Linked DNA regions of Homo sapiens: region 2 is linked to region 1. The links are chromatin loops, found by intact Hi-C in ENCODE. Cell type or tissue: Calu3. All regions are shown on one strand.

What was found. Hi-C counts contacts between places; a loop is a spot of excess contacts. Peaks named below come from ENCODE experiments on the same cell type or tissue, not always from the same donor. Only the 100,000 strongest peaks of a DNase experiment are listed, where the experiment ranks them.
Region 2: it touches region 1 in a loop (11-fold over the local background); 2 of 110 quality-filtered maps call a loop at or near these places.

The regions. Positions count from the first base shown.
Region 1 is chr22:38,686,462-38,688,961 of GRCh38, forward strand. JOSD1 (Josephin domain containing 1) reads right to left here. Exons shown (of 5, transcript NM_001360236.2): 4 at 2,474-2,500; 5 at 1-1,540. The coding sequence ends at 1,441. Among named protein-coding and RNA genes, the nearest start is that of TOMM22, 5.8 kb to the left of the region's middle. In Calu3, no CTCF peak of the experiment used is centred here; no DNase peak of the experiment used is centred here.
Region 2 is chr22:38,416,119-38,418,618 of GRCh38, forward strand. LOC105373030 (a long non-coding RNA gene) reads right to left here. Exons shown (of 5, transcript XR_938254.4): 3 at 1,898-2,048; 4 at 762-864. Among named protein-coding and RNA genes, the nearest start is that of TPTEP2-CSNK1E, 18 kb to the left of the region's middle. RefSeq lists an enhancer at 1,438-1,937. In Calu3, no CTCF peak of the experiment used is centred here; no DNase peak of the experiment used is centred here.

The DNA.
Region 1 (2,500 bases):
TGAGGCAACCACATCCACTTTGGAGACACGCATATGGTATGATACTTATTTCTCCTCTTTTGTTTTCCAAAGTTACAAGAGAAAAGTGGCCTACAACTATCTGAAGAGGTAGGGGCGGGTTGAACTTCCATTGATACAGAGAGGAAACGACATGAAGATGACCAGCCCAGGTCCTATTCCATCCATACAGCACAGAACCACCCAACCTGAGCTTGGCAACTACAGTGGCAGCCTCCGAGCCTAGAGTGTCTACTGAATTGTGGCTGCCCCTACTCCAAGAAGCCTGTCTTCACAATACTTTCCTCACCCAACGCTGCCCCAAATTAGTGGAATTTGATGTCAAAAGCAGACTTTTTTTTCCTGATTTTGCCAGAGTGAGTGAACTGGGAAAACTGCTCTTTGGCTTCTCTTTTGTCCCAGAGCCTCCTAAATCAATGCTGCGAAATGGTAGGGACAACACTGGAGTGAAGAAACCAAGCCACCCCATGGCTGTCCCAGGTTGGCTTTAGCCACATCCTGTTCAGTATCCTCCTCACTTCATACTAGAATATTAGTTAATTTTTCATTATAAAACTCTGCCGGGTGCGGTGGCTCACGCCTGTAATCCCAGCACTTTGGGAGGCCAAGGCGGGCAGATCACTTGAGGTCGGGAGTTTGAGACCAGCCTGACCAACATGGAGAAACCCCATCTCTACTAAAAATACAAAATTAGCCAGGTGTGGTGGCAGGCGCCTGTAATCCCAACTACTTGGGAAGCTGAGGCCTGAGAATCGCTTGAACCAGGAGGTGGAGGTTGCAGTGAGCCGAGATGGTGCCATTGCACTCCAGCCTGGGCAACAAGAGTGAAACTCAGTCTCAAAAACAACAACAAAAAACCTCCACGTATGGCCATAAACCACCCTTAAACCTGGGGATAAGGGTTGGAGACAGCATGCTGTACCGCTGCTAGGGTTTTGGACATGGTTTCCTGAGAGACCTTTATGCTCTGGGTCCTTCAAACCAGTCACATGGGGTTTGTGGGCACTATCTGCAGACCCACTGTTTTCAGACCCAGACAGGATGGAAAGTGGAGGCAGCATCTCTAGGTGAGTCTGGAGCAGCAGTGACAACTCAGCAGAACCTGTGTCAAGTCCTCATAGAAAAGGGAAAATAAGCTAGGATTCCCTCCCCGCTCCACTTTCTCCTCTGTCTCTTAAATAAAACAAGGGTTTGTGACCACTGGCCTTAAGTGCACAGAACTCCTACCTTCCTTGCCCAGGAACAAAACACTGAGTAGTTCTTATAACAGTCCACACGTCTGTCCTATTGCACTGTCAGATCTGAAGGGGAAAAACTTGATGAGATGTTTGGGGAAGTGGCAAGGGCAGACCCACTGTAGAGGCCACAGCACGTCACAGAGGACTGAAGGGGCTGAGGCGAGAGGGAGGTTGGGCAGAACTGTTACACATCGGTCCTCCAACTCTGATGAGCCTCTACCTCTTCTGGTACCACCAGCAGGAGTTCACAGTTCTTTCCTCGCAAATGATGTTTTAGAAACTTCCTATGGAAAAAGAGATAGAGAAAATGAAATGCTGGCAAGTTGCAAATTCCAGTCTCAGGACCACAAAGTCACCTGAAACCTCACTCTACCCTCGGCAGTCCAAAACACATCCCTGTAGTCATCTGGTTTTGGAGGGTTCCACATTTGGTTACCCTCCAATCTGTCCAGTTAAAATTCCAACCTGAATTTTGCTCATCCTTGTAGTTACTGCCAAGAGTAGCTGGATCTGTGAATAACAGTACCCAAAGTATATAAAGGACTTTTTCTTGGTTTGTTTGGAGACGGAGTTTCGCTCTTGTCGCCTGGGCTGGAGTGCAATGGCATGATCTCGGCTCACTGCAACCTCTGCCTCCCAGGTTCAAGTGATTCTCCTGCCTCAGCCTCCTGACCAGCTGGGATTACAGGCGTCCGCCACCACGCCTGGCTAATTTTTGTATTTTTAGTAGAGACAGAGTTTCACCGTGTTGGTCAGGCTGGTCTCGAACTCCTGACCTCAGGTGATCCACCCGCCTTGGCCTCCCAAAGTGCTGAGATTACAGGCGTGAGCAATCGCCTCTAAAGAACTTTTACAAATGTTCTTTGGTCCTGGGGAAATTCAGTGCTCCCTGGCCTGCATGTTTGTCTTCCTTTCTATGAACTGGCAACTACACTGTCTCAGTTGTCTTAAATAGAGAGAACGTTACAATGCCAGCCCCACCAGACTAGAAGGCTGGTATCCCAGGCTGGGCATCTTCCCTACCAAAAGGACTTAAAAGTACTGATGCGCCATTGAAGATTAAGGTCAGGTCCGAGACACTATGATTCTAAGGCAGGGAGAGAATCCAAGGGCACAGGAATTTCATTTCCTTTGTCAAATAACCAGAGATGAGCTCAGTGTCCCCAACCTAAGAAATGAAGCAGCCTAGCAACTTAGTCACAAAAGGTGCCGATTACCTGAGCTCGCTCTCGCCTCCAATCCAC
Region 2 (2,500 bases), 270 kb before region 1:
GTGGGCGTGAGCGGGACCTCCACAGGCAGAAGGAGCAGCTGTTTCCTGACCACCTGCCGGGTGCCTGGCCCTCTGCACGCGCGATGGCTCAGTGAGGCCCTGTGTCCCGCCCCACAGGAGGCTGCAGCCTCGCCCCTTCTCACAGACAGGCCTGAAGCCAAGAAGGCAGGCCTGGGAAGCTCCAGCCTCAGGTGAGCGTCTGAGTTACTGCCCAAACGCAGGCAAACCCCTTTCCTGTCTGGGCCTCAGTGTCCCCATCCGTACTTCCAGGAGATCGGGCCACAGTCCCAAAAGACCCATCCAACTTTTCTTTTTTTTTTTTTTTTTGAGATGGGGCCGCTCGCTCTGTCACCCAGGCTGGAGTGCAGTAGCGCGATCTTGGCTCACTGCAACCTCTGCCTCCCAGGCTCAAGCGATTCTCTTGCCTCAGCCTCCCAAGTAGCTGGGATTACAGGCGCCCACCACCATGCCCAGCTAATTTTTGTATTTTTAGTAGAGACAGGATTTCACCATGTTGGCCAGGCTGGTCTCAAACTCCTGACCTAAGGTGATTCACCCGCCTCGGTGGCCCAAAGTGCTGGGATTACAGGCGTGAGTGAGCCACCGTGCCTGGCCAAGGCCCATCCAACTCTGATGTTTATAACATGTCCCACGGGGAGGCTGGCAGAGAGCTGGGCTGGGAGGCAGCTGCAATGACCCGGGGCTTTCGAAGCCTGCCTTCCCCAGCAAACCCATTCTCCAGGTCTCTCAGTGAGGCCCACCTGCGGCCGGGGGAAGAGGAGGAGTGTCTTTCCTGATGCAGACCCCGCTCCATGCTGCAGTGGATCCACGTGCACGATGCCATGTAGTTGCAGGTTGTCACCCCTGTGAGAGAGGGACTGTTGTTATGGCCTCTTTTTTATAGTTGAAGCCCAGGGCCAGGAAGTCCCTGGGCCCAGGACCACCCGAGAGGGAGGTCATGGTTGGGCCCCTCACCCAGGCTGCGGGCTCCAGGCCCCACCCTTCTGCCGCCACCTTCATGATGCCACAAAGTCGAAGTCTGATTTCATTACCCCCCTGACCCCAAGCTGGTCTTTGGCTGCCAGGAGGTGGCAAGGCCATTTGCGGCCCCCTCCGCACCCAGTCCTTCCCTGCAGTGACTGGGCTGTGAATAGCCTGGCCCATCCTCTCCACGGCCCCACCTTTGCCGTCCCCATGCTCAATTGCCCATATCCTCCCTCCTCTCACCTGCCATTTCCCAGTCATTCCATTGTCTCGCGCTCTCCTGCCCACTGAGGTGCCTCTGGCAGCTTCCCAGGTCCTCCCTGACTGGTTTTGGAACCCCAAAAGTGGCCCCCCTATTCCTGCTGCCCCATTCAATGTCCCACAGCAGCCCCAGACACCTGGAGACTGGCAGAGGCTGCGAGAAGGCTGGCCCCGTCCAGGCTGCCACTCTGCCCACCCGGGCCTGCTGGCTTCCCATCCCTGCCCAGCCCCTGCTCCAGGCCACTCAGCTGCCACGTGCAGCTCCTGAATGCCACCTCCGTCACCCACTCCTCTGCTCCCAGCCTGCCCAGAGCTCCCCACTGCCTACAGGAAAAGGTCCCAGGTCATTAGTGTGTCGTCCTCACCTGCTCACCTGGCCCAGCCCCCAGTACGGCCCCACCCATGCCATGCACCCCCCTTCAGCCTCACTCGCCTCCCCGCCAACCTCTGCCAGGGTACAGAGGCTGAAGAGTCTTCAACCTTAAGGCCAGAAAGCCTTGGGCAAGACGTGTCACCCCTCAGAGCCTCCTCATCTGTACAATGGGGGAATCACAGAACCCCCCTCACAGGGCAGATGGGGGGTGTCAAATGGGAAATCAGAGAGTAAGGGGCTCCATCACCTGGAAAGTGCACCATTCACTGTGACCCTTACCGTAGGGGATTGCTCAGATTCCCCTCCAGCGGTGATAAGAGACTGGGGGTGGGCCTGACAGGGTAGGAGTCAGGGGCGGTGGAGGAGATCTCACAGCCAGGACAGAGTCGCCGCCTGCTCCAGCCCACAGGGCAGACATCGGGGTCCCCATCTGCAGAGAAGAAGATAGGAGGCTTGGGGCACACAGCTGCCAAGCGGAACTGGCATTGGCAACAGGCCTGTCCTTTGCCCCCAACACGCACGCAGCGGGGCTTCTCTGTCCCCTCCAGCCTCTGGGTTTTCTTCATCTCCTTTTTTTTTTTTTTTTTTTTTTTGAGATGGAGTCTCACTGTGTTGCCCAGGCTGGAGTGCAGTGGTGCCATCTTGGCTCACTGCAACCTCTGCCTCCCAGGTTCAAGCAATTCTTCTGCCTTAGCCTCCCAAGTAGCTGGAATTATAGCCACCACACCTGGCTAATTTTTTGTATTTTTAGTACAGACGGGGTTTCACCATGTTGGCCAGGCTGGTTTCAAACTCCTGACCTCAGGTGATCCACCCACCTCGGCCTCCCAAAGTGCTGGGATTACAGGTGTGAGCCACCGTGCCTGGCCTTCATCTCCCCGA